3 separate regions of the Homo sapiens genome follow, and regions 1 and 2 are each linked to region 3. Evidence: chromatin loops called from intact Hi-C (ENCODE). Cell type or tissue: B cell. All regions are shown on one strand. Links, peaks and the distances in the headings refer to the core of each region. The heading gives the core; the rest is flanking DNA. Region 1 overlaps LEKR1 (leucine, glutamate and lysine rich 1). Region 2 overlaps LEKR1 (leucine, glutamate and lysine rich 1). Region 3 holds the start of LINC00881 (long intergenic non-protein coding RNA 881).

What was found. A loop is a pair of places that touch in the nucleus more often than their neighbours do. Peaks named below come from ENCODE experiments on the same cell type or tissue, not always from the same donor. Only the 100,000 strongest peaks of a DNase experiment are listed, where the experiment ranks them.
Region 1: it touches region 3 in a loop (5-fold over the local background); 3 of 110 quality-filtered maps call a loop at or near these places.
Region 2: a loop joins it to region 3, with 10 times the contacts of the local background. A loop is called at or near these places in 2 of 110 quality-filtered maps.

The regions. Positions count from the first base shown.
Region 1 is chr3:157,024,405-157,034,376 of GRCh38, reverse strand. It overlaps LEKR1 (leucine, glutamate and lysine rich 1), which reads right to left. Exons shown (of 13, transcript NM_001004316.3): 11 at 9,453-9,617; 12 at 5,975-6,274. Among named protein-coding and RNA genes, the nearest start is that of LINC02029, 52 kb to the left of the region's middle. In B cell, for the core only: no CTCF peak of the experiment used is centred there; a DNase peak (open chromatin) is centred at 4,766; H3K27ac peaks cover 562 bases.
Region 2 is chr3:156,972,407-156,982,378 of GRCh38, reverse strand. LEKR1 (leucine, glutamate and lysine rich 1) reads right to left here. Exons shown (of 13, transcript NM_001004316.3): 7 at 3,104-3,185. It also overlaps the pseudogene KLF3P2. Among named protein-coding and RNA genes, the nearest start is that of LINC02029, 100 kb to the left of the region's middle. RefSeq lists an enhancer at 3,605-3,734. In B cell, for the core only: no CTCF peak of the experiment used is centred there; a DNase peak (open chromatin) is centred at 3,668; H3K4me3 peaks cover 1,676 bases; H3K27ac peaks cover 2,423 bases.
Region 3 is chr3:157,085,344-157,095,315 of GRCh38, reverse strand. All of the region lies in intron 3 of LINC00880 (long intergenic non-protein coding RNA 880), which reads left to right. LINC02029 (long intergenic non-protein coding RNA 2029) reads right to left here. Exons shown (of 3, transcript NR_135546.1): 2 at 7,300-7,457; 3 at 6,769-7,029. LINC00881 (long intergenic non-protein coding RNA 881) reads right to left here and starts at 5,435. Exons shown (of 3, transcript NR_034008.1): 1 at 5,194-5,435. RefSeq lists an enhancer at 5,031-5,130 and a silencer at 6,091-6,140. In B cell, for the core only: no CTCF peak of the experiment used is centred there; DNase peaks (open chromatin) are centred at 5,395 and 6,065; H3K4me3 peaks cover 1,890 bases; H3K27ac peaks cover 2,149 bases.

The DNA of each region.
Region 1 (9,972 bases), core at 2,151-7,150, 60 kb after region 3:
ATTGATATTTTATCCTCTACCCATGAATTAGGAATGTTCTGAATGGCATCTAGAATGGTGAGTCCTTCCCAGAAGGTTTTGAATTTACTTAGCCCAGATCCATCAGAGGAATCAATAACTATGACAGCTATCATCTTATGAAATATATTTCTTAAATAATAAGACTTGAAAGTCAAAACTGTTCCTTGATTCATGCGCTGCAGAATGGATGTTGTGCTTGCAGGCATGAAAACATTAATCCCCTTGTACATCTCCATCAGAGCTCTTGGGTGACCAGATGCATTGTCAATGAGAAGCAATATTTTGAAAGGGATTTTTTTTTTTTTCTGAACAGTAGGTATCAACAGGCTTAAAATATTCAGTAAGCCATGCTGCAAAAAGATGTGCTGTCATTCAGGCTTTGTTGTCCCACTTATAAAGCACAGAGTAGAGTAGATTTAGCATAATTCTTAAGGGTGTTAGGATTTTTGGGATGGTAAATGAGCATTGGCTTCAACTTAAAGTCACTAGCTGCATTATCTCCTAATGAGAGAATTAGACTGTCCTTTGAAGGCTAATTCTTGAAGTTTGGCTTCAAAGCTTCTGTACTACAGCTATGAAAGTCCTAGATGGTACCTTCTTCCAATAGAAGGTTGTTCCATGTACAATGAAAACCTGTTGTTTAATGTAGCTACCTCATAAATGATCTTAGCTAGATCTGGATAACTTACCACAGCTTCGACATGAGCACTTGCTATCTTACCTTATACCTTTATGTTCTGGAAATGGCTTCTTGTCTTGAACCTCATAAACCTACCACTGCTAGCTTCCAATTTTTCTTCTGCAGCTTCCTCATCTCTTTCAGTCTTCATACAATTGGAGAGAGTTAGGGTCTTGCTCTGGATTAGGCTTTGGCTTAAGGGAATATTATGACTGGTTTGATCTTCTACCTAGACCACTCAAACTTTCTCCATATCAGCAAGAAGGCTGTTTTATTTTCTTATCATTCATGTATTCACTGAGGTAGCACTTTTATTGCCTTCAAGAACTTTTCCTTTGCATTCACAACTTGGCTAACTGGAACAAGAGGCTTAGCTTCTGGCTTATCTCAACTTTTGATTTGCTTTCCTTGCTAAGCTTAATCATTTCTGCCTTTTGACTTAAAGTGAGAGATGTGTAATTCTTCCTTTCACTTGAATGCTTAGGAGCCATTGTAGCGTTGTTAATTGGCCTAATTTCAATATTGTTTTTGCCTCAGCAAATAGGGAGTCCTGAGCAGAAGAGAGATGGAGGACTGGCCAGTCAGTGGATTAGTCCGAACACACACAACATTTATCTATTAAGTTTGCTGTCTTATATAGGCACCATTCTTGGCACCCACAAACAAGTGTAATAGTAACATCAAAGATCACTGGTTTTGTGGCCATAACAGATATAATAATAATGAAAGAGTTTAAAATATTGCAAGAATTACCAAACTGTGACACAAAGACATAAAGTGAGCACATGCAGTTGAAAAAATGACACTGAGAGACTTTCTCGACATAGGGGTTGCCACAAACCTTCAATTTGTGGGGAAAAAAAAACCACAGTATCTGTGGAGCACAATAAAGTGACATGCAATAAAACAAGTTATGCCTGCATCTAGTTTCTCCAATTCCTGAGCCTCTCCAGTGTTGTGTCACATAACTAGATTTTCTCCATTTTGAATCCTCCCATCCCCAATCCTCACGGGCATTAGGTTTCAGTATTCTATATGATAAGTTATTTATCTCTTAGACACTTGCTTTCCATTTTTGTAAGCTTTGGCCAATATCTTTTTTATCAAGTGCTAACTCCTCTCCTGTTCTCTTTGTCCTAATGGATTTATTCACTTTTTATTAATTGACTGCCATTTTAGTGGCAATGGAATGAAGTAGAGATAAACATATGTATTCAATTCTCCATGTTTAACCAAGAGCATTATTTTCTATTTTTGAGTATCACTCATCTTCATTGTATGACTACAAGAACTATAGCATTTAAAACTACTGCTCTTTTGGCTCCCTTATGTGTGGTCTTCAAACAACAAAAATATTGAACTATCTGTACTGATTGTCCTTCGGTGATTGTATGTGAGCTGTTTATTTGATTTACCACATTCTTCCTCTGGATCACAACAAGGTCCGTAATAGGGGGTCACACTGTCTTGACTGTACTCACATGGAACCAGTAGGAAGGAAAATGGGCATCAAGAAGCACATGACCCATTTTGACTTGGTTTTATTGATAAGTGTTATTCTCTAACATATTAACTTTCTCTCTCTCTCTCTCTCTCACTCTCTCTCCCTCCCTCCCTCCTTTCCAATCTTTTAATGTATCTTCTCAGGGACTCCTTGTTCACATTTACATTTCTAGCACAGTTTTATTTTCCATTTTCTCTTTTTATTGACCTGCACCCTTTGTTGCTCTGCTTTGCGACCCTTGCTGTTTCTGGGGATGCCCTCCAATAATCCCTGCTCCACTTAGGAAGGCCCATTTTGCCCTTTAGAGGCTTTGGCTTTCCTCTTATCCTTGAGAACTTTCTTCATACAATTAAAAACAAAGTCTACCCATTATTTGGCCTCTTGAAAGAGAACAGGGCTTTCCTCCTCTTAATTAGCCTCCTTATTAGACCATTAATTTATTTTCATTCGAATGGGAATTTGTTTTCCACTTAAATGCAGCTTTATTTCTCCAGAATCTGAGAAATTTCAAGTGTCTGGAATGCATTTTCAAAAAAAGTGGTGCTTTTCACTTTACATGCTATGGCCTCTATTCTTTTTGGCTCATAAATCCTATCCCTTTTATTGGCTCATTTCCTATTTTTATAAGCATATTTTGGACTCTGGCATGCTTAGCCAGAGAAGCAGCCTTAATTATTTACTCTTACAGTTCAGTTCGAATTAGTTAACTTTGAGGTGATATTTTGGTAACTTCTAAAGGAAACTCTAGTCTACCCTCCCCGCTCCCACAAAAGGAAATTGCCCCCCTAAGTATACCCTTAATTGGTTTTCTTTACCTTTGGGATGATCCTTTTCTCCTCTCTAGCAATGATCTGTGATCATTTATATACCAACCCAATGTCTTATGTCTTTCAGTCCACATTTTTTTAAAAAAGCTTTATTCCTAAGTGGCTTCTTTTAAAAACTAATGAGCAGGAAGAGTTCCAACTGCAGCTCCTTTTGTCGATGAAGAAATCCACTCTTCACTTTTAGTCTATTTTCTCTTGCCAAAATCACCTCCCGAAGCCCTGTGATTGGAAGCCTTTAAAACGCCCCCTTAATGATCCTTACTCTCCTGATATTCATATCTTTGTGCAATGATTTCACCTCGAGTGTGGGTTGGACTTACTGATTCATTTGTAATAAATGGAATACAGCAGAAGCACTGGTATGTCTCTTCCGAGATTAGGTTGCAAAAAGACTGTGGCTTCTGTCTTGGCACCTTCTCTCTCTCATTCTCACTCGCTTGCCCTGAGGGAAGTCAGCTGACACACTGAGCTGTTCTATGGAGAGGTCCATGTGGCAAGGAACTGAGGGAAGCCTCTGGCCAAATACATTCTGCCAAAAACCATATAAGTAAGCCTGAAAGCCAATCCCATCCTAGTTGAGCCTCTAGATGAGACTGCAGCCCAGTGGATACCCTGACACCAACCTCATGAGAGAACTTGAGCCTCTAAACCAGAGACACTCAGCTAAGCCATGCTCAGATTCCTGACCCACAGAAGCTATGAGATAATAAATGTTTGTTGTTTGAAGCTGCTAAACTTGGGGGTAATTTGTCACGTAGCAATAGATAACTTATACAGGCTCTTCATGCAAATGTTCGAGCTTTCAGTCTATGCTTTTTTTATGATAAATTCTGTTTAGATCATTCTTTCCTTTGGATATTAATTTAATTACTCATGCAAAGTTTTCTTTAAATTCTTCTTTGAGAGCAGGAAGTGGCAGTTGTCAGTCTTATTCATAATTACATCACCAGTACCTATCTAACACGTGCCTGGCACCCAGATAGATGCTGTTATGGGGTATGGAAGTTTGTCAACTCCAAATCTCATGTTGAAATGTAATCCTCAATGTTGGAGGTGGGGCCTAGTGGGAGGTGTTTGAATCATGGCAGCAGATCCTTCATGAATTGCTTAGCACCATCCCCTTGGTGATGAATGAGTTCTTGCTGTGTTAGTTCATGCGAGATTTGGTTGTTTAAAATAATGTGGCACCTCCCCCCACCTCTCTCTCACCATGTGATGCACTGGCTTCTCCTTCACCTTCCGCCATGATTGTAAGCTTCCTAAGGTCCTCGCCAGAACTATGCTTCCTGTTCAGCCTGCAGAACCATGAGCCAACTAAACCTCTTTTCTTTATAAATTATCCAGTCTCACATATTCCTTTAGACTAAGGCAAGAACAGAGTAACACAGATGCTAATATACATTTACTGAATTTGGCCCTTCCGTCTTTTTCTGTTTGTCCTAGTTTATAAGTTACTCCTCATTTTCTATATTGCCATTTCTTTTGTGAATGAATAGTTAGAAAACCTGCTAGTCTAGTTGCCTCAATCTTTCTGTCCTTTATCCTGCTTCCCTCCTCTAGAGATTCACTACTGCTGTCTCATTTGAGGCAAATCAGCATCACTTCTCTCTTTCTCAGGGTTTCTCTAGCAGAGCTAAGTCCACGTGTGCTCTCCCTCCTTACTCCTGCCTGAACTAGGGGTGCGGCTTCCTTCATTGGGGGGACTGAGCTGCTGTGTAACAACAAGAGAACTTAATCATCTTTTTGTCTTAATTATAATACTAAAAGAAAATTGAGTCCCTGGAGATTATAACTGCTAAGTCTGTGGTCACTGTGAAATACAGAAGCAGAATAATAAGAACTGGGTTTCCCAAAAGAGGAAACATCATATCATAGAGATTCGAATTTGAATCTTGGCTCCACCAAACTGTCTGACCTTATGGAAATTATTCAACCTTCTTCAGTCTCTTCCTCATTTGTAACATGTAAATAATTTCTACTTATAGAGTTGTTTTAGGCATTATTCTTGATCTAGTATTCTATCTACTCCATATTTTATCTTATATTTATAACTTCTTTGTAATAGGTTCACTTCATAATTACATAATTACAATGATTATGTAAACTTTCTATTTTGGCTGATAATTTAAATATAGCAAGACCATGGCATATTTAATTGTTAATAATCGATATTGCTGTTAGCACTTTCCTTTTATGCCTTTACTGATGCCAAACCAACAAAGATATTACTTCTCACCAACATTCAGAATCTTCCTCCATTTACCTTTATTTGCTATACTGTCATCAAAGGGATCAAATATTGTAATGTGATATGATATTGATGATTAGAGAACAGATGAATTGTTTCAGTATTTCTAAACTGCTCAGTAGTTCAGACATAAGACTTTCAAAAATGTTTTCAAATCAAAATAGGTCTACTCCAGTTTGAATGAAAACCATCACTGAAATAATCATACATACATAAGAAAGAAAACCGACGCATGCATATTACCTTATAAGTTTACATTGATAGGAAGTAAAAACCTAAGGTAAAATTGTGTTTAAAAGACATAGTCTAATTTTTTTAAATGTATGCAGAAAGTTCTCTAAAAGTTTATTTGGCAACAATTTAACGTTAAAACAAATAAGACATAAACATATAAAGATTCCTACTCTTAGAGGCTTAAAATAGTTATTTGCAAGAAAGAACTAGGTGCTAAGGAAACTTTTAGAGATTATGTAGTTCACAGGAAAGCCAGGTCTGGAGAGGCTAAGTGACTGCCTAAAGTTAAGGACAGAGCACCAGGATGTGATTAAGGACAGAGCACCAGGATGTGATTTAGGTCAGACTAACATTCCAGGACTCTTTCCATGAAACTAAGCTGCCTTTCACGTTTTTGTTTGTTTGTTGAAAGAACATGTGCTCTTTGATTAATTGCAAAGTTACCACTATCTGCTTCCTACCTCTTCCTGGGACTGGTTAAATTGCTCTATCAGTTGTGTTTGAGCCAGCATTACTCTTTTCAGTTCATCCGACTTCTGTTCCATTTCCTTCCTCAAGTTTTCTGAAACTGAATCATTACTGTCAATTTCCTTCTTCAAGCGAGATTCAAATTCTGCAACCAAATTTTTAAGATTTTCAATTTCTTTTTCCTTTGAATTAGATTCTTCAGTGTACCGAATATGGGATTTGTGAAGTTTTTCTTTAAGAGTGGTCACTTCCTGCCTTAGATCTCTTGTAGCGCCTGTGATTAAGTCAGATATCTGTAAGATAAATCTCATATTAGCTTGTAGGCGATAGTTTCTAGGTAACCACAGAATTCTTATGGTTTTTAAGAGGTTTATTTTCATTAATCAGTGTACTCACTTGATCAGATGAAACCAAACCCATGATGTGCAGGCCTTCAAGATTTTCTTTTTAAAAGACTAAAACATTTATTTTTCTACTTAAAACAGTATCACATTAATCACTTGGGCACTTTTGGAAATATATAAATTTCTGTGACTATATTAAGCTACAAAGGATAGCACAAGTCTTTTTTTTTGAGACAGGGTCTTGCTCTGTTGCCAAGGCTGGAGCACAGTGGTGCAGTGGTGTAATCATGGCTCTCAGCAGCCTTGACCTCCTGCGCTCAAACGATCCTACCAATTCAGCCTCTCCAGTAGCTGGATCACAGACTCATGCCACCACCCCTGGCTAATTTTTTATTTTTTGTAGAGATGGTGTCTCTCTGTGTTACCATGGCTGGTCTTAAACTCCTGGGCTCAAGCAATCCTCCTGCCTCAGCCTCCCAAAGTGCTGGGATTACAGCTGTGAGCCACTGTGCCCAGCCTCAGCTCAAGTCTTGACAAGTAGATCAGGGGACTGTCTGGACCTAACTAGGTTGGCTTTGGGATCTCAAAATGCCTGATTTTGGGGGAATGCAAGGAGGAGAGCACTAGAGTTATACTTTACCCTAACTGTACCAATAAATTTTTCTTTAACATAATTTTTTTTTCTTTTTTGTATATAATGGCTGGAGGAACTCCAGATACTATGCCTTCCAGAACAGTACTGCCCAACAGAGCTTTCTGTGGTGTTAGAGATATTCTATGCTATCCAATATGGTAGTCACTAGCCACATGTGACTACTGACGGTGCTGGTAAATGTTTAACAACTGACTCTCAAATTTAAAAAAAAAAAAGCAAGATTTGTATGTAATTTCCATGGTGTAAATACTCTAACCATAGCTCTCAAAAAAGAGTATTGACTATTGAGCACCTGAAATATGACTAATGTGACCAAGGAACTGAATTTAAATTGTATTTAATTTTAATTAATTTAATGGAAACTTTTGCAGCCACATGTGGCTATCATGACGGACAGCACAGTTGTAGAAAACACTTGAATATTCTGAAAATGTATTGCTTCTCAAGGTGGTTCCTCTAGATAAATGAATGAGAGAATAACTTGGAGAAGCTTTTCCTGATGGCATGAAAGTCTTTAGAAGGGAAAAGTCCTCTTGTTTTCTTTCTCCTTAAGAAACAAAACAACGAAACAAGAGCTGCTTCTAATGAAACATATCTTTATTACTTATGCTCAATTATTGTCATGTTATAAATATTAGCACAACAAGAAACTAGCCCACTAAGAATCTGGAAAACATTCACAGACCAAGGTTCCAAGGACTTTGTGAACTGTTACATAAAAAGAGTTATGTATCCAAAATTTGTTTCAAATGTTAAATTTACAGAAAGAATAACTTGTGTGAGAAGTCTCTTCACCATAGTTCATAATTTTATAAATTAATATTCTATTATCTTCAATTAATCCAAGAGGGAAGAAGGCCACTGTCAGGTCTGCACAGTGGTTTTCATCACCCAGAGGAGAGCTGACACTGAAAGTATCTTTGGGAGAGGAGGTTCACATAACCACAAATATGTTTTTATTTTTTAAAAGGCAGTCAACATTTAAAGATCAGGAGGTTTCACTTACAAAATCTTGATTTAAAAATCAGGATTTATGACTTCTCTTAAGAAACTGTAACATTTGGCAAGTTCCAGCTTGCCTGTCTGCATTCTCCTGCTGATGGGATCCTGAACCACCCAGGGCTGCAACAGCAGTCACAGAGTGAGAGGAAGAAGAAAGGGGGAGACTCGGTGGAGCCTGGGGCATCAGGAGCCAGGAAGCAAGAGGTGAGAACCCTCTAGGGGAGGCAGAACCTTGGGGGAGCCAAGGCTCTAAGCTTGTGGCACATGCTCCATTGCCACAGTAGGATTTCACTTACAAAACAGAAGTTCAAAGATAAAATCACTAAGATTTTTTTTTTTCTTTTAGAGAAGGAGTCTCACTTTGTTGCCCAGTCTGGAGTGCAATGGTATGATCATAGCTCACAGAAGCTTTGAACTCCTGGGTTCAAGTGAACCTCTTGTATCAGCCTCCCAAGTAGCCAGGGTATACACTGGTATGAACATACTACAGGTATGAACCGTCACACTAGGCTAATTAAGTCTTTTTTTTTTTTAATAGAGACAGTCTTGCTATGTTGTCCAGGCTGGTATTGAATTCCTGGCCTCAAGTGATCCTCTTGCTTGGGCCTCTCAAAGTGCTAGGATTATAGGCATGAGCCACCATGCCCAGTTAGATTATTAAGAATTTCAAGGTAGTATCTGCAAAGCAATAAATCCAAAGCATGAAGCCTTTCTGAGTGTGGGACCATGTGCTATTGCACTGGTTGTACACATGTAGCTGGTGCTGCCTGTTGTTCACAATGGACTACTGAAATGGATGTACCATACCTCCTGTACACAAATGTAGAAGCCATTAGGTCTTGTCTGATGCTTAATTAACACAGACTCTTAATGCATGTATTCAAAATGTTATTTCCCCACTAGGTCTTGATTAATACACATACACACACACACACACATACACACTCTACACTCAAGTCCTATAAAAACAGGAAAACCTTAACAAAACCTTTAGTATTTAGAACATACTGTTTAAGAAATTTAGGGAGGTGTAATTACATTTTAAAAATATTTCTCTTCATTCAGAAATGTTGAGAATGAAAAATATTTGCAATTAAAGGGTATATGCTTTAGTGGTTGGGAAAATTTTAATTATATAAAACACCTCATTATCTTTCAATGTTGGATATTTGAGGTGTTGAAATATCTAGCCGTACTAATTTTTAGTCATATAATTTATGATGTTTAAAAAATAAGTTTATTCCAGTAGAAAAAATCCATACATAGCTGGATTACATGCTTGTATAACTTATCTCAGTTATCCATTCTGGAGAATTAGCCAAACCGTCTTACCTGCATAGCTAAAACCAAGACACAGTGACCATGAGTGAAAGCTACTGGAATTATAAATACTGTAGTGTTCTAAGGCGAAATATACAACATCTGCAGTTTCAAATCTATTAAATAATGATGAACATCATAATTACAGACCTTCATTTGTAGTTCCTCTTGTTCTTTCTTATACTTTTGGATTACATCTTGGTGTTTTTCTTTTTCAATATCAAGTTGCAATTTTGTTTCTTCCTTAAAGAGAAGAGCTTGCTCTTCAAATTCAACCAAGTGTTGGGCCCTTTCCTTGGCAAGTTCTGCTTCAATCTAGAAATGGCATTTAAAGCACATGTAAAACTATTTTTACCTTAAAATAAGTACATTAAGCTTATTTTCAAACTCTAAGTTTTAAAATGTTCTGACATTAAATTTTTAATTAAACTATTTTAAAAATTCTAGTGTTCAAAAAAAAGTGTGACTTAGAACTTGGGCCAGAAAAATTGACCTTGTGCCAAATATTCCACCACCTTCTAAGACCTGAAAAATTAGTAGAGGAGTTACAACTATATGACAGTTTTCAGAAATACTAAAAGCTTAATTACTTGCTCATTTATACTGTGAACTCAGTCCTTGCCAGCAACTCAGAAAATTGAAGTTTTTGTTTTTAAGCAGATTTTGAGGG
Region 2 (9,972 bases), core at 1,614-6,613, 110 kb after region 3:
CTTCCTGCCTGCAGGCACCATATCCAAATGAGGCCTCTAGAGTGGAGGAACTGCAGCCATCTTGCGATTATAGGGACCTGACTTAGCTTTGGGTTGAAGCCAGTGCTGAGGGCAGCAGGATGGAGACAGAAAGAACATCAAGATCCTTGGGGATATTGCTGAGACTCTTATCAACTAAAACTGACATTATCCTACCTCTGTTACTTGCAGCCCAAAGCATTCTGATAAAATCTCTATTTTTAAATACATAACAACGTTCTTTTAAACCTTGGAAAATATTTTCTTAAAAATCTTGGAAAAAGAACCCCAGTTTCACCCATTTATAAATTGCTTCTTCCTTTTATTGTCAAAATTCACAAAACTTATATCCAAATATTTAAAAATCTTTAAACAACACAAAGAATTAACTTACAGGTGACAAACATTCCTATTCCCAGCCCCCACAAAGAATAAGGATTAAAAATGGAAGAAACCTGATTTCATAGCATATTCCAATTTCTGGAAGTCCAAAGAGGTTTGAGTGTGCACAGGAAATCTTGAGTTTACTAACAAATTGTATTAATATATCAAATTTTTTGAATGAACTGTTTTGACTTCAAACTTATCATTACAAAAATGGCGAAGCCACACATTTGACTCTAGCCTCACCTCCTGACCTCTGAGCAACCTGAGGCTTTAAGCAGTCCCAGGCTTTGATCCTAAATGCCCATACTCCTCAACTTAATCCTAGCAGTAAAGGAGAGTAGATAGAGTATAGATGGAAGAGCTAGAGACAGGTAGCATAGAGAAAGGTCTCCAGCACTTGGAGCCATTTAAGTGGCTCTATCTTTCCTAATTCGCATTTCTAAAAATGGGCATCATCTCCATTTTTTAATTGTTAAGAAGGTCTTGTACGTGTAGGAAACATTAGTTTTATAAACTGATAAAACATCATCAGCATTTCTGCAATTATACAGTAACTTCCTACAGATAATTAGTTTGATGGACTTTAGTGGTGTATTTCTCCCTGCATCTCCAGTCTACCCTGACTCTCACCATTTCTCAGCACAAGTTATGTTAAAATTATAATAAACAAAAATACCACAAAGCATGTGTTAATATTAAATGGGCAGGCTCCATGCACAGTCATTCATTGCTTTACAACAGGGGTACATTCCAAGAAATGTGTCATTACGCAATTTTGTCATTGTGTGAACATCCTTGAGTGTACACAAACCAAGATGGAATAACCTACTACACACGTAGGCTATACGATATAGCCTATTGTTCCTAGGCTACAAACCTATACAGAATGCTAATGTATTGAATAGTGTAGGTAATTGTAACACAATGGTAAGTATTTGCATATCTAAACATATCTGACCATAGAAAAGGTACAGTAAATATACGGTATTATAATCTTATAGGACCATCTTTGTATACATGGTCTGTCACTGACCAAAATGTCATTATGCAGAACATGAATATACACAGAATTCTGTGCCAACTTATTCTGTAAAATATCAATTCATGTCACTACCAGTAAGTTTATTCCTTTTCTTCACTATGCTCATTTCTATGTTAAGCTTCTTTCCTAACTTTCTAAGACTCCACTATATATGCTAAGTCTTGGTATGCCCACAAATTCCCTCTTAGCTTAGTTGTGTGCTAACACCACCTCCCTATGCCTAGACTGTGCCCTCTTCACTCCAAGAAGCAATCATCACACAGTAGCTGGGGCCTGACTAGACTGCTTTCCACAAGAGATATCCACATGGCCAAACCCCTCCTTGATGTTATTAGAGGGACAGCAACAACGATTTTTTTTTTTCTAGCAACCATCACCTTGTTTCTTTTCATGATTTAAAACAATCTCCCAAAAAGTTACTTCCTGGGCCTAGGGGGTCTTCTAAGGACCCCCGTCCACCAATTCCTTCAACCCCAGCCATCTACACAGACACCTGAACTACTATACTTACTGTACTATTAACCACAGTGTTATAAAGTATGAATATTTTATTTTCCTTTTCAGAAACAAACTATTTTGTTACAAATAATCCAAGTATACATTAATTTGATAGGGTATTTTTGGTATTTGTTCCTTCTTGTGTTCAGTATTTTATTAAACACATTGATTTTAGGAGTAGTTCATGGTCAACACAAACATTTGGTTGCTAAGCATTCTAAATATTTATGTTTTTATGAGGTTCATCCTCCTAAAATATAGGAACTGAAAATCATATATATCATAAAGTAAAAGAATCTACTTACTTTTCAAAGATTATATACATACTATTTTAGTATTATAATTATAGATATACTATGTTTATGCTATAATTTTTGAAATTTCTGAAATAAAAGTAATTTTTACTTATTTATTCATTTTGAGACAGGGTCTCACTCTGTCGCCCAGGCTGGAGTGTAGTGGCATGATCATGGTTCACTGTAGCTTCAACTTTCTAGGCTTAGGTGATCTTCCCAGTTCAGCCTCCCGAGTAGCTGGGACTACAGGAGTGTGCCAACACGCATGGATAATTTTTGTATTTTTTTGTGGAGACAAAGTTTCTCCGTGTTGCCCAGGCTGAAAATTAATTTTTAAAAGAAATAGTGTTCTTGATTTTACATCATTTTCTTATCACGTGTTTTCCAATATTTCTTTCTCACTTATATCAAGCATAAGTACTTCAGCATTTCAAAGCTACTCAACTCTCTCTTTGAAGCTAAAATTAGTAATTTTGAGATACAAGTTCAATATTGTTTCTTGTGGAGAGATAATAAAGAAACAAAGATAAGAAAAAAGTTCAAAGACTATTTCACATTAAGTTACTGCATTTGAACTATCAGGGAAAGCTTTAATATATGGATAAGTAAGTTTCTTATTGAGAGAAAGAAATCCTCCATGTATTTAAAAATATTTACAGGTTCTTCAATATATAATCTAGGCCAGTAAAGTGGGCAAGAAAAGCAGCAGTAAACTATTACCCACACCAGTAAATCACTGCCAAAAGAATCACAGAGAACACACCAGGGTCTTTATAATTCTTGTCATTTCTTCCTAATTCTTGCCATTTTGTAACACATCTACAGAGCACTGTTATAAGTTGTTTAATATTCTCCATCTTACATAAGCATTTCTTTATAGTTGTCCATCTCTGTCACCGCCTTCTGAAGTTTTAATCCAAGTGCCTCTACTAGACATTGTAAATCTGAAATGACACAATGTATTTCATCTGATTAGTACATTTTAAGTGTCCAGATATTTTCATAGAGTAAACCATATTCTTTTGTTGCTAGTCAGCTCCTGAAGAATAAGGCAGCTGCTTATTCCACTTTGCCTGTATGTCCATATGCAACTTATCATTGCCTACTCAGCCCTCCCTATCCTAACACCCCACAGACTTAATGGGTTTTGACAGGCCCAATTTGTTGGCCTCTTTCTGCCCCCACCACCATGCTGATTTTCAAACAGCTAATAGGCTAAATTTTACTAATGTTTTCAAAGGAAATGTATGTAGCTGACAAACATAAGAATTTCTGATCACGTGTCTTGTTTCTAAAACACATGATTGCCTGAGCTCACTTTTGTGGTCTGGAACTGTGAAGCATGGCTGAGTCTTCCTGCTAGAACTAAAACAGACAAATCATGTTCCAGGCTCATAGTAAAGAACGTGTTAACTCTGGGTAGCATCTAAAAGGCATTTTAGTGACTTTCAAAACCAAGAGAATACAAGCAGGAAACTGGCTTCCATAGAGTCTTTAACTGGAGAATGTAAGCAGTATTTGAGGATTATTATTCAAGCAGCCCTGTCTAACAAGTGTGTGAATGCAGAACTGAAACCATAGCAGAAAGAACAAATGGCTTGAATTATCTAAGTCCTTCCATTGTCCTGTGTGTGGAAACTGTGATCTGAACCCCAGCCCCAGTGACAGCCCTTGCTGGTACGCTTTTTGAGAATAAGTTATAATGGAAAACAAACTGATAGACTGGTTGGTGTCTCCAGAAAAAAAATGTTCAAAACACTGGAGTTGTAAAATTTCTATGTTCCATCTGTTCAGGTGTTTCAGTGACATATTTTAATAGTAAACTTTAAAATCTTTATGCATCCATATAAATACATAAAACTATATAAATCGGCATTCTTAACTTTATTTTACAAAGAGTTAGTTCCTTAAATTAGAAAATAAATTCACTCTAAACAAATGTTTTAATTAGCATTTACCAGACATTTGTATAAACCTTTGTTTATCCAGTGCTTTTACATACATTAATTTTTGTTTCTTAGTTTACATGTTTTCTTGTTCTTATTACATTAACTTTATCTATCTCTAAGAATAGTTTGCTTAGCATCTCTAAAAAAAGTTCTCATTTTTTAGGTCACCCATGGTAAGGAGAGGGAGGATTAGAGAGTACCTGCTACTGACCATATGGAAGTTTTGGATGATATAAATTCAGAGGATCAGACCAGCTGAATCAAAATTAAAATGTACATGTAAAAAGTGTGATAGATAATGGTGGGAGTATAGAGAAAGAGCCAGGTGAGTAGGGAGTCATGTTGAGGTGGGAGACAAAGGCATTCAGACTAGCATGTGGCGTTTCCTGTAGAAGGCAAGATGGTCAGAACAGAAGCTGTGGTTACAGTCCAGGCACCAAAAAGATTTGACTCCAGTATGTTTTCAGAAATGTCTTATTTATCAGACAGAGCAAACTTCCATATGCATCCATCCCATGTACATTTGTAGGGTTTATCTCCTGTGTGTGTTCTTCTGTATGATTTCACGTGGAAACTTTTAGTGTATACTTTGTTGCATATGTCATAATCACATCTGTGTATCCTCTGCTTCCTTTGAGTTATCCACCAATTCCATCAGTAAAGGTCTCTTCCCAGGCTGCACTATGACCTAAGGGAGATTCTCTTGCAACAATGCTTGTTGCAAGGGGTGGGCACTGAGTTCATTAAGGGGGGGTGACATTTCTTCAGGATAATAATCTGTCCTCTGTTGTTTGATCACAGGTTCAATTTTTTTTCCTATGCTATAGGCTTCTTATATGATTCAATTACAGGTACTTGCATGCTACTATTTGAATTCTCCATTTCCTCCAACAAGGAAACAATGAGAGGCTGCTGGAGGTAACTCATTTACATAAAGGGGACAGACCATACCACCACCAGGCAGGATCCCTAGGCTCTGTATTCTGTGCCAGGAGAAGGCAGCTGCCATCACCGGTGGCATGGAGAGTGGCACGCCAAAGGGCTGCATGCCCAGAGAAGAGAGTGAGTATTTTTCATCATGGGCTGGAAGAAGGCATGCTCAGCTCTGGAGAGGCTCTCCAGTTCAAGGATGGGAACTTCAGAGAGGAAGAATTCCCAGCCAAACGGGTGAACTCCACTTGTTTACTGTGAGGTCCACTGGCTCCATCTGTATTCCATGCAATAAGCCTTCCCGGGTCTGAAAAAACTTATTAGGTAATGGTGTAGAGTAGATGACCCATACTTGTTAGGTTTTATTGATTTCATATAATTTCATGTATAGTCACAACTACCAAGAAAACTCTAAGGATTAGAGTAATTAACTTATCAAGGTCACTCAGCTAGTTAGATCCTATAATTCAAACTCAGGTCTGCCTGATCCTAAAGTTCTTATATCTCTCACACTTGAAATATAAACTCTTGAGATATAAAAGCTGCAAGAGAATATGATATTGTCCATAAGAGTGTGGTAAGTGTGGCTACAAATCTGTTACCATATTCCCAGAATCCTTAAAGAGGTATACTTAAGACAAATGAAAAGAATTACTTAACAATGAAATATGCAGTAAACTGGTAGAATTTCTAACTCCAAAAGGTGGTTTAGATTTTAGTTTTAGAAAGCTTAAATATATATTATAGTTAATAAAAATATTAATAAAATTATGGTGTTACTGTGACTGATTCCATGAGAAGATTTCATCAGAGAGAACAATCACACCTTACTATTAAATGGCCCCTGGTGCTTTTGTCAGGATATGATCCTAAACTAGATGAAGCATAGGTCTGAGCCCATATGATAAATTTTATGTTATTACTTCTAAATGCAGCTATAAATTAAAAGGAAGACTTATCTTAAAATGAACTTCAAAGAACTGGTACTTGATATGTAATTTTATGCAGTTAATTCTCAATTACCTGAGAATTAGTAGAATAATAGACAGTAAAAATGGCAGCTAATTCAAAGCTTTGCTCTTCTGAATGAAATATAAACATCCTACTAGTTCACTATAGGTTCTGGTAGACTAGTCTGGTCCTTTTGTTTTTAGAAGCAGAGTGCCCAGTTCCTGTCCTTAATAAATAAAGAAACACCATTAGGATAAGCTGCAGAGAGATTAAGCCACCTGCACAAAACAGCTCCTTCAGTTTCTGAGGCAAGGAGTTGTTAAATAAGTGTATTATTGTTCTGCCCAGTCCTTCTCTATAGTTAAAGAAATTCGACTTTAATTTTCTGTCACTCAGCATGACATTGGATTATGAGGAACAAGGCCCTAAATGCCTACAAAAATAAAGGAAGCATTGGCTTTAAACACCATGCAGATGTAAGGCAGAACCCATGGAAACAATAAAAAATTTACAACAGTAAATTCTACTATGATGTGACTGTGTTCTTTGCAGATATTAAATAAGAAGTAAATGATTTTAAATGAACAAGACAGAAAGAGTTCTTAACCTCTCTTCATATGAAGCCAGCTGTTTGCTGGATAGCATTACACAGGCATCAGATTTGGGATAATCAGTCATTTAAGAGAATCCTGCTATCCCTACAGGTTTCTAGAAACTACAAATATAAAAGGTATTCATAATTAGCTATTTTATAGGCTGATATAAAACTTCATAGTCACTTGGAGGGCACATTAAGTTAGTATAATGTTTGAGAAAACAGTAACTAAAACCTATATAGTGGAAAGTTATTTCAAGCTTAAAACTTACTGGATAAAGGAAACGCAAAACATTTAAAAATCTGGTTCAAAGTGCTATGTGGAGGAAAATGATTCCAGGTTAAAGTAGCATAATGGAAGAACAAGCAGGCAGATGAACTGGCACCCAGAGATCAGGGAAATTTTTTTTTTAATGTAAAATAGAAGGCTGTACTTTTTTATTGTATAGGTAATTGAAGACAAGGAAAAACAAGAACTCAACACTTGTCTGTGACAGGATAGTTTAAAGGTGTCATGCAGGAGCTCTTTAGAGTGCCAGACTGCCTAATTTCAAATCCTGGCTCTGCTTCCTGTTAACTGTTAACTCCAGTTTCATTATCTGTAAAATAGTCACTATCATACAGGACTGTTCTGATAATTAAATTACTTAATGTATGTAAAGAAGGGGAATAGTTGCAGGCACATTGGGAGTAACACGCACATGTTAGCTATTATCATTGGTGGTGGCATGAAGGCTACTCTTCCACTTCTGCCCTGAATCTCATCACTTCTCACCTTGAGGATATGCTGTTTTTGCACTTGGACCTGGTGTCACCAGTAGCTATCTTTGTATGGGGAGGAGTAAAAATGGAAGTGTTAATTGTCTTTTTCTTCTTTAACAATCTATAGTGCAACTATGGCAAAATTTTAAAACTTGTTAACTATGGATGATGGGAACACATACATGTTGTATTATTCTATTTTTCTGTTAGAAAAATTTATAGGTATATTAATTAGAGGGGGGCGTTGCTGGCACGGGTCAAGGATGATAGCATGTTTTGTACTACAGAGTCTAATCAACTCTGTTCTATGTGCCCAAGGTACAAAAGAAAACAAACAAAAAAGGGCAAGAAAGCTTTTTGGAGGGTAGTGGGGAGGAGATAATGTTTGAAACAGCAATTAAAGACACCCCATTTGATTCCATGAATAGGGAGCAGAAAAACTGAATTGCAGCTGGAGGTGAATATGGTAACAAGGAGCGTTGTCAGTTTTGTTTCGTTTTTAATATGGGTGAAACTGAGATGTTCATTTTCATTTGGGAATGATCCATTCTAGAGAGCATTTATGCTTGTGAATTTAATGTATACCTTCTAACCTGCATCTTAACATGTGAAAAAATTATTCGTTTTGAAGGTGTTTTAAAAATTACACAAATCAAGTTAAACTACAAGTCTCATTTTGACTCTTATTCTTTTTAGTCAATATTATGTTTTTTGAGACCTATCCATGTAGCTACATGTAGATATGATTCACTCTGCTCTGACTGATACATAATATTTCATCATGTGCACATACCACATTTTACTTATCCAGTACCATAGTGATAGAACCTAGGTTACCTGAAACCTTGTCACCATAAATAATCCTACAATGAAAGTTTTTTACCCATCTTGTTGTGTACTTATAGGACAATTTGTCTGCAGTATGTCTCCAGGGCGGTATTAGGTATTAAGTATGAGATCATAGGAATACACATAAATACTGCCAAATGGTTCCCAAAATGGAGGCACTAGCTTACATTCCTACTTCACTGAATAAAGGCTCCTGCTTTATAACATTTATTAGAAGCAGCTAATATTCATTAGAAACAGCTATTTTTCTAATTTTTGCCAATATGAAGAATACAAAGTAGTGTCTCTGGTTTAACTTGCAGTTCTCTGCTTCCTTTTGGAGCTGAGCACCTCACCTTATACTTCTTGGCCATTCATGACTCTCCTTTTATGATTTGCCTTTTCCTCAGTCTCTTTTCTATCCATTCCAATTGAGCTTTCTTTTTCACTCCTCCACAGAAACAGCTCTTTTCAAGGTGATGAATGATGGTCTATATTGGCAATTTCAAAATTTAATTCTCTGTTCTTATCGAATTCAAATATTACGCAGCATGTGACCCAGTTATTTTCTCTCTCTTGGCAATATTCTGGCTATCTTCTCAGGTTCTGTTGATTATTCTTAATCTTAGATTCACTCTAAATGCTGGGAAGCACAAGGAGCTCAGCCCCTAGCCCTTTTCTCTAGCTGCATTATCTCCCAAGATAATTTCATCTAGTTTCATGGCTTCGAATAGCATCTATATATGGGTGTCTTCCATCATCATCATCATAGCTAATAAATGTGGAATACTTACTATGTACCAGGTACTATACCCTAAGTGCTTTACACTCATTGAATCATTTCAATGTAAACTTACTAGAATGTAAGTTTCATGAGAACAGGAACCTTATCTGTTATAGTGCTTGAGACATGGAAGTTGATTAAAAAATAATCACTGAAAGAATGAATAAAACTTCGCAGACTTTAGAAATAAGAGTGCCTGCAAATATGTTTAGAATTAAGTGCCTAAGATTAAAATACAGTACATGAAACAAAAAATAGTTCTGCAGTTTTCATTGATATTATCTGGTATGTGTCTTGGCATTAAAATGTAACTTTCTTATTTGTTATTTTATTTCAATAGACACTTATTAAACACCTACTCTATTTGTAGCTAGGTTTCACACTAGTTAGATTCAGTGTACAAATATCATTAAGATATATTTATTTGTCCTTATATAAATAACAAGTGCCTCATTTGGCCTTGGTGAATGAAAAATTAATCTTTTAAATAACAAATTAATAACTCATTTAAACTAACACCTGTCTTATTTTTTCACTATTTTAAATTATTTTATTTTTCACTATTTTAAATTATTTTACTCACTGTTTAAATTATTTAAATTAAGTTTATTTAAATTATTTTATTAAAATATAATATTATTTTATCTGCTTAGATTCAGTGTACAAATATCATTAAGATATATTTGTCCTTATATATATTACATATAAATTTGTCCTTATATAAATTACAATCAAGTGTCTCATTTGGCCTCGGTGAATGATATATTAATCTTTTAAATAACAAATTAATAACTCATTTAAACTAAAATCTGTTTTATTTTTTCACTATTTATTTATTTATTTTTATTATACTTTAAGTTTTAGGGTACATGTGCACAACGTGCAGGTTAGTTACATGTGTATACATGTGCCATGTTGGTGTGCTGCACCCA
Region 3 (9,972 bases), core at 3,125-8,124:
CACCACCCTGTCTTGGCTCCAACTGGCCACTTCCTGGAAACTCTGGGATTAGGTGGCTGGCCACTTTCTTTGCAGGGCTCCTAATGTGTCACCAGCCACAGTTGTTGGTGCTTAGGTAACTGAGGGAGCTGTCTTCAGTTCAGACTTCTTAAAGACCCCATTTCATGTTACATAACCCTCAACCTATAATCCCTGCTTTCCCATTTCCTGTTTCCTTTCTCTCCATAGCATTAATCAGCATTTTGATACACAATATATAGCAAAACGTATAGCTTACTTTAGGAGTAAGCTCCTTGAGGTTTTAGTCTGCTTTGCTTGAGCAGTGTCTGGTAGGTGCTCAGTGACTGCCTGCTGAATGCATGACTGGAATGACCACGACCTTGAACATCAGCACCAGAGTACACATACCGAGGTGTTGGGAGGACCAGGAATTCTTGTTCTCTTCTGTCACAGGGCTCAGCTGTCAAAGATTTCCAAACCTCCTCCATCTTAGCCACAGCAATAAAGGGTCTACAAGTTCATTCTCGGCACTGCACTGGGCACCATGGGAAATGCAAACCCTTCAGGCAGCTTAGTATCCCAGCTTGTCTCTGAGCCATCACCCCCGGAAAACGAACTGTTCCTCTTGCAAGCCCTCATTATGCCCTTATACCCGCAGCATAGAGCTCTGTGTTCTCCATCTGTCTCCATTCTTCCCAGACATGAGCCTGTCTCACTCATCTTCACATCCCCAGTGCCCAGCACAGTGCGGAGAAGCTATGAAGGGTGTGATAAATATTTGATGCATAAATGAATACCTGGGATCCCACATGCAGAGAAAGCCAGCCCCTTCTGAATTAATTATGTGACTCAGACACTAGAGGATGATGAGTTTATTTCCTTTATTATGATTAATACTTTTTTTCCCAAAGAGTTTTTCAATTCTGAGATTTAAGTTTTATATATTGTAAATATCAAGATATCCTTTATGAAACAATATTCTTTCCAAAAGACAGCATAAATTTTGGAGTAAAACTGATGACTATGTTTCCTTTTTCTAGACTTTAAATATCTCCTTTTACTTAGGGCTGATTTTAAAATCATGTGGATTTAAAAATTTATGTGGAAGTGTTTTGTGACATTGAAAATAAGAGTCTGTGAAGAAAAGCTGATGCTGCCATTACGATCTCTTTGTATCTGGAATAATTAACTTTTGTTTATTACAAAAACCTTTTTTAAAAATAGGCAATAAATTAATTGTGCAGTTCATCTTGGATTTAGGAGAAGTTGATTCTATGGTTTTTTTTTTCTTTCTTTTTGTAGAGACAGAGTCTTTCTCTGTCACTGGACTGCAGTGGTGCAATCATAGCTCACTGCAGCCCCTAACTCCTGGGCTCAAGCAATCCTCCTGCCTCAGCCTCTCAAGTAGCTGGGATTACAGGTGTGAGCTACCATGCCCAACAAGAAGGTGATTCTTAAAAAAGAGAAAATAATACACAGAGAAAAAGTAAAACAGTTATTGTCTTCACATCAATAAAAAGGGAGACTGAGCATTTCCTAAGTGGAACTATTTATAGCTTATACCAAGCTTTAAACTATACTAGATATTTAGTTGATTATATTTCCCAACTCTAATTATTAAAATTAATTTAATCAGTGTGGGAAGAAAATTTAAGAGGGAAAAATAAATCTGCTTTATGATTTTCAAAGTTAGTTTTCTACACTGATCGATGTATGAATAAGTGCTCAGGTGCCAATTCATTTCCTGCCATGGAGATACTGTGCTTTCTGAGTTTTAGAGAGTTAAACTCCAGAAGGCAATAGTGGTTCTATCTGTTGTGCCTGCCTACCCAACATTCATTACCCCATTTTTCTGCTCACAGCCTTTTGATTTTCTTTAGGGGAGCCACCTCTCACTCCACTTTCAGTTCATGACGCTAGGAATAGTTATGTGACCTGGGCTTGGCCAATCAGGGCTTGGTTCAGAGATGGGTACATTACCAAAGCTAAGCCAATGTGAGCCTGACTGGGATTTTGCAGGCACTATTAAGAAAGAGATTCTTTGCCCTTTGGTATGCTGATGCTTGGAGCTTCTACCTGAGAGTGAAACTAACACAAAGAAAGCTGACAGATGGTAAATTCAACTCATACTGCAACTTGGATGTGCCAATAAAATGTAATTTCTCTAGTTTGTCCATAACCAGTCTGGTCCTTCACTAGTTAGGGTTTAAATCTTGATTCAATCCAATAATTCAATATCCCCATTGAGAACATGCTCGCTTTCTCAGATGGCTTCCTCTTTCTCCTTCCCCTCCTATAAAGATGCCATCTGGATGCATGGCCAATATTCAACAGGTACATGGCATTATGGCTGCCCTCATTGATAAAATACTAAAGTATGCATGGAGCAGTTGGTAAACAGGTTCTGCCCTGAGGTCCCTGCTCCTCATAATCCATCAACTAAAGGGTTAACTCTGGACATAGTAAGACATCTCCATTTATACTCCTCAGCGCCTGAGCCTGTAAGGATTTTTAAATGTTTTGATCGTCATCCAGGTAGGGTGTGCTGGGGTGGAGGTAGTATGGTGGTGTGTGTCTTTTCTGTGTCCTCATGGTGTTGAGAGGAAGGGAACTTTTGTCCTTGTACTGGTCCTTGAGCATAGCTGCCTTGTATGTGATTATTTTGAGACAACATCCACTTTTTGTCTGTCCTGGGTGCACTGCAAGCCTCTGATGTGGGGGTCTGTGGATGGGGAGCTTGTGTCCATCTGAGGTGATCTGAAGCAGTGCTCCCAAAGGTGTTTCCTGACTGGCTTAGCTCCTTCTCTGCTTTTCCTGCTGCTACAGACTCCGACTTCTGTCCATGACTTCCTATCAACCCTGGTCCCAGGGGTCTCCTCGGCAGCCCAAACCACTGAGTCACCTCACTACAATGATCACCTCTGGCAAGCTGGCTACAGGCTTTCTGCTATGTCTGGGTAGAATCTAGCCTTCCCAGGGACCTGACAGAGCTTGAAAAGTCCATAGCAGGGCCTGCTGCTACCCGACCAACACTGGGCTCTTCCTCTCATAATTCTGGAGGGGGCGTGGGGGAACGATCTCCCTCTGCCTTTGTGGTTAAGCTTTACTTTTCCAATACAATCTCTCCACTCAGGCCTCTTGTTTATTCTGCTACTTCTGTCCTCTGATAATCCCCACTTTCTCCTGGTCTAGACCTTTCGAATATAAAACCCTAAGGTTTAGTCTACCAAGCTCAGTTCTTGACCCTCTGAAGAGGAAGGTAATGGAATGTACAGGATATTTTCTCAAGGTAAGGGCTTGAATTACATGGCTATTGCCTTGCTACAAAATTTATTTTTGAATGCCAGAAGCTGAGTGTTATGTTTTCTTTCTCTTTGCATACTTTCTGGAAAGAACTTTCATTTCTTCCTAGGCAGATAAATGCCTAGAGTAGACTAAGTTCATATGCTTTGAAAGGCAAAAGAGAAAACTACATTGATAATTTCAAAACATTATGCCTATCATACATGACAACACCTTTAAAGCACCTGAAATCTAACTGGGCCTAAAGCCAGTCTACCCAGTTTTTAGCAAACCCATGGATCCCGTGGTTAGAGCTGGGTTTCAGTCACTTGCTACCCATAGTCCTGACTGACATGGTAATAACAGTATCCATTTCACATTATTTGAATAGCACTGGGCACAGCTCCACATGCAAATGGGTCTGATTAAATGCATTTGATGGTAAGATTACTGCCAGGGTTAGATCCTGACACAGATAAACCTTGCTTAAAGAGCTCCCCAAGTCCATTTCTAAACCTCCCATGTACGTTTCTTCCTTTCCAGTGGTAGAAAAAAAATAACCAAGGAAGAGGATCCCTTCCTTTGGGTTATCTGGGGCCAGAATCCCCTCTTCTGTCACTCACCCTGTGGTGGTGCTGGGGGTTGTACTGAGACTCCAAGTTATTTCTCCTTGCTGACCCCTCCTGCTTCCCCTTTCCTATAAGCTCGTTCCAGTTTCCCATAGTTGCAAAAACAAAACACAACAAATAAAACAAAACGACAATGAATAAAGGAAACTCTCCCTGCCTCCCCTTTTAGCTGTAACTTCCCCCTCCCTGCCTAACCAACTCTCTTGAAGCAGTGGTTTATACCCACTACCCCTGCCTCTTCTCTTCTTTGACTCCATTTTGCTTCTAACCTAGTGTGATTTTGTTTCTGCCCTCACATCCCCACTAAAACCAATGTCTCACAAGTAATCAATGACTTCCTCATTGTCAAATACAACAGACATATTCCGGTGCTCATTTGCTTCACATCTCGGTGGCATTTCCCACTCCTGACTACGTCTTCAACCTGGAGAGTCTTGATGTGAACTGCTTGATGCCACTTTTTTCTGGTTTTCTTTCCATTTCTCCATCTGTTCCTCAGGATCTCTTATTTGATCCTTAGGATCTGGTATCTGTCAGGTTTGGGTTTCATGCTTTCATAGTCTTTTCATTCTGCCTGCTCTTCTGGGCCATCCCAGCCCTGCCTTGGCTTCAGTGACCATCTTTAAGTTGACTGTTCCCCAGTGGGCACCTCCAGGCCTCTCTCCTGTGCTTGGAACTCATGTTCCTAACTCTTCCTGGAGGTCTCCACCTGGATGTCCTACAGCCACCTCAAACCCATGTTCAAAACATGCCATCTTCCTCTCAGGTCCATTTCTGTTCCTCTACTTGCAATCACAGTAAATGGTATCAACATCCATGAAGCTGCACAAAGAACCCGAGAATCCTCCCGGATTTCTATTTCCTTTCCCCTTTCCCTGCCTACTGAGGCAGAACCTTGTACCTGGCAGTATATCAGATATCCACCCAGAGTAGTGTGTATGAGTGGATGAATGAACTATGGTGCTACAGAACACCATGGCTCCAACTTGAGTCTGAAACTTGATGTCATTTTGCCTTTCACAGTTTTTCACTGCTTCTTCTTTAATATGAGGGAGTCCACCTAGATGATCTTCAGCTCTGAGATCTATGATCCACACTACTCCAATGTGACACCTTAGTCACTTATCCACTTAACTCCATTCCTTTTTCTTGTGCCTATCACACCTAGGTAAAGGGGAGGGGAACCCCTATGATAAAATGGGACTTAAAACTTAAATTATGCCAGATTACAGAACATATTTTCCCTGGTAAGAGGTCCCAATGTCTCTCTGCAGCCACCTACCTTGAGTCACCGTGAGAACTGGAAAGGGAAACAGGAAGAGTGCATGGGAAGGGCGGGAGAAGCTGAAGGAGAGATTAACAGAAGCCATTTCCTCCTTTCCCTGTCATGCCAGATCCTCTGTCTGTGTGAGTCTCCCCAAGCGCTGCACACGGGAAAGCACCTTCCCTCTTGTTCCTCATGACTTCTGTCTGGAAACGAGTACCGTGACTGTCTCCTGAACGCCTACGTGCCTAGCACTTTCTACTTCTCAAAACATTGCACGAATATTTATTTGAGAGCCTTCCATGCGCAGGCACTGTGCTAAACAATGTGCACCTTATCTCATTTAAATCCCACGACCCTAGCCTATTTTTATCTCCGTTTTGCAGACCAGAAAGCTAGGGCATGGAGCGGTTAACTGCTTCACTAAGGCCATCCAACTAGTAGTGTGGTTCTGGAAATCATCATATCAAACCCAGGTCTGTCTGATTCTATGCCCAAATCCAGGGCAGCCGTGGCTACACTGCTTCTGACGTATTCGTGGTTATCTTTCGCTGCCACTCAAGACACTGAGTACACAGTATCTAGGCTTTTGATAAGTGCTCATTGAAGAAGTGCTTAAACCATGTCAATACGAGCTGGATCTGGTCCCAGCTGCCAGAAGCCAGAAATGCAGCTTTGGGCCTTTCCCATCACCTCTTTGGGCCTCAATTTCCTCATCTGTAAACGGGAGGCATTATGCAAATGCCCTCGAAGGAGGCTGTGCCTTTAACATTCTGTGGCTCTGTTCTCATGGCGCAGTGTCCCCAACGTGCTGCCAAGAAACTGCACTGACGGCAGGACCCAGCAGCTCAGCTCTCCTACGCGGCCCCAGCGGCACGGCTGACGCATGCGCCCTCGCCCTCCATCCTCCGCCCTCGCGCCCCTTGCCTGGCGCGGAGGCAGCTCTTTTCTGCGCACGCGCAGGCCCTCGCCGCCGCCTGACCGCTGGATTGCCTCGCTCCAGGAGGGCGCGGCTGCCTCCCCCGACGCTGGGGAAATCAGTGCTCTCGACAGGGATAGGGGTCTGCCTGCCAGGAGCCATTCGGGGCCCACGGGGGAGCCGCCTGGCCCTCGTTAGGCAAGGTCCCTGGGAAAGCTGCCCCCCACAGGAGAGCGTGTTCCCGCCCGCGCGCTGGACGTGCCGGGGAGCACAGAGAGGCTCTTCCCGCTCGCAGCACAGATGGAAACGCTCTCGCTCTGCGGCCTGGGCTGGGAGGCAGGGGAGGGCCCCAGAGCCCTGCCAGCCCGCAAAGCTGGGAGGATTTTCCTCTCAAAAACGATACCGCTGATTAAACTGAAAACTTCTAAGGTCACGGAGGACGTTTATCCGGGCTGGGGCGGGGAATGGGAGGGCTGGAGGCGTCACCTGATGTTATAAGCTACTAAAAGGCAGCGGACTCTGGCCGGGAGGCAGGCGCTTCATTGCAGCTTAGGGATGAATACATAAACCTGGGCGGCTATTTTTACACTGGCTGAAACAGAGAGCGTGTGTGTGGCAGGGGAGAGGACGCAAGCAGCCCTCCCCCATTCATCCCCTGATCTTCCCCTTCCATCTGGAGAGTTACTCCTCAGAACCGAAGCATTTTTATTTTTATTTTTTGAAATCAGGGAAGGGAAAAGGAATGCAGATCAAAACGTTTCCTAAATGGTAAAAATAAATGAGATAGCAGCATTCTGAATTCTCACGCCTTGGTACTCTCAGTCCTTCCTCCCCTTGTGTGCAGTCTTTTGAAGTCCAAGGTTGTCGGTCTGAGTTTGTCTTTTCCTGCTCAGGAAACATGGAATGGCTTCTGCAAGGTTTGGGCCTGCAGAGAGCTGGAGGAGACAGAGAAAAGAGGAGACTTTTTGCCAAAAATGCATTCTCGATCCCGGCGTGTGCCTGTGCACTGTTGAGTGTGACTTTGTTCTGTTAGGACTTAAAAGAAAGCTCTGCTTCTTTAAATAGGAATTTTCAGACCATGATAAGCACTGAGAAAGCAGAAGATTGTCCAGGAAGGGTGATTGCTTTGAATTTTCACCTGATTTAGACCCACTGAAGCCATTGCCTGTGCTTTCTTGTCAGAATAAATTTGGAGCTGAACTCACCATACCCAAGAGGGAGGCGTGCTCGGGGTAGGGCTGTGAGCTGTATGGGGAATTCTTGCTGACATCAAATCGTTTCAGATCACTCAATTTACTTTGATTTCGTTCAACGTCATTTCATTTTCTTTCCAAGTCCTCTAAGAAGTCTGGAAAAGGAGACACTGAAAATAATTGCAAAACTTAAGGCATGAAATGAAATATCTCCTAAAATTAAAGTAAGGTTGTAGAGGTTCACCATCTTAAGGATTTGTATAGATGACCTTTTAGCAATTTTTCATTTGAGAATTATGGAACTACAAACACACACACACACACACACCAAAACCCCGCAAAAAGGAAACTTCATTAGGAAGGGAAGGTTACCTGCAAAGCTCTTCATTCAATGTGTCATTTCTAAGATTCACTAGATTGGAATGAGGATATAGAGTGGGAATGTGTGGGGTGGGCAAGAAGCAGGGCATAGGGGGAGTTTTAAATTTGTTTCATCCATGACTAATGTCTCCAACAATGGGGAATAAAACAAATTTTGCCTTTTGTAAAGGGAAATTGAAATTCAAAGTTGTGGAGGAACATTCCTACCCTGGGAGTCTTGACAGCCTCCTAGGGTCCAGCACAGCTGGGCTCTTAGAAATTCACCTACTTCTTCCAAAGGCAGGTCAAAAGAAGGTTGCTTTATTGAGATAGTACAAATCAAGGACTCCTTCATAGCAGAAAACCCCCAAACACCTCTACTATTTGTGTGCCAGTAACTTCCAGCCAAGTTTGAGGAAAGCCCCAGATTATCATTATTATTGTTTGTTTTCATATATGTTTGTTTATTCTGTTTTGCTTTTTAAAACGTAGCAGAACTTGTACGTCCAAATGTATGCACACCCTGAGAAAACTTTCAAACCACTGTTTAAAAAGTGGGAGCAGGACCATTACCTTATGTCCCAGAGGACAATTCTAGGCTAGCCCCCTTTTCTATCCCTAACAAGCTTAAAGACAGTATATCTCACCTGTGGGCAGGCCACTCCCTGTCCCCAGTTTCCTTCACTGGCCTGTCACTCTGTATCCATAGCAACTTAACTCAGGTCTGAAAATCAGGAAACCTGGATCGTGAAGAGGTTAGGTCTCCTGAGAGATTAAAATCAATAATCTGTCTTTTTAGATATTCTGTCAAGAGATTACATTTATTTTTAAGAAGCAACATCTAAGCTATCCGAGTTCAAAAATCACTTTCTTTTTTGTAATATAGCACAGGAGAAAGAGTTCCGGAAGTGGCAACTTAATTTGTATCTAATTTCAGCAAAATAATTGCACACAGCTTCCAGCTTGAATGAGCAGTGAGGTATAGCTCCAAGTAGTTACTTATTTTAGTAGCACTCTCTCAGGATGAATGCTAGCTATTTTCAGTTGCATGTGGGAAAACCAAAGGCGCTGCCAAGCTGTGGCAAGTTGGCATCATGTGTGAGCTGTCAACCAGGATACTTACTTTCACTCAGATTCATTTCTAACTTGCAGTTGGCGTGTGACCTTTTTCTTTATTCAATTTGGGGTCCTGAGCACTTCCTTTCTCTGCCGCCCTACCTTCCCACCGATCTCTACCCCCACAGGCAGCTTTTGGCTGAATCCATTTAATAATAACAGTGTGAGTGCCAAGTGGGTTGTATAAAATCCTTAGGGAGAGCTGTGAAATGAAGCACATTGTTCTTCAGGGCTCCTAGGGACCAGAATGTACCCATCAACAAAAACTAATATGCAATAAAATTATATGTCTTTCTCTATAATTTATGCAGAGTGGGATAATGCTGCAATGAGGCCATAAATAGCTCTTGGTATATGCCGTAGGCAGCCTCTAAAACAGCCCCCAGTAATCATCACTTCCTGGTATTCTCTGTCTCATGTAACCTCTTCTTCAGCGTGGGCTGGATGGACCTGGTGCTTGGCTTTAAACAAATTGAATACAGCAAAAGTGATGGGATGTCACTTCCAAGATTGGGTTACAAAAAGTCTCTCTCTAAGCCAACTGCCATGTTGGGACCTGCCCCGTGGAGAGGCCTATGTGGCAAGGAACTGATGTCTCCAGCCAGCAGCCACAGGAGTGAACCTGGAAGTTCACCCTCCTTTGGTAGAACTTTGAGTTGCCTTTGGTCCTGGCTGACACCTTGATTACAGCCTGTGAGACCCTGAGCCAGAGGACTGCTAAGTTACAACTGTGTTCCTGACCCATGAAAACTATACGATAACACATGTTGACTGTTTTAAGCGTCTCAGTTTTGGGGTCATTTGCTATGCAGCAATAGAAAACTAACACAGTATATTCCCTAAAGCAGACAGACCCTCCTGCTCCAGTAACCCCACCAGAATTCTGTCTCCAGACTTACCTCCTGCTACAGCCTCTCTATCACCCCTGGGGACACTTTTGGGGCACATCTTACTCTCAGGTGTCTTTTTAGGAGCTATTTCTTTTGCTGAAACAACCAGCCACCTCTTCTTCACAAGATAAATTCCTGCTCATCCCTTGACACCTGGATCAGATGTGACCTCTGGAGAACCTTCCTAACTCAGCCAGGCAGAGCTCCTATATCTGGCCTTGGGGTCTCCACAGCGCTTTGCTTCCGCCTGTGCTGCAGCATATCCCATGGCGCTGTCCTTATTGGTAGGCCTGCTAGGCTGCAGCTCCAGGAGCACAGG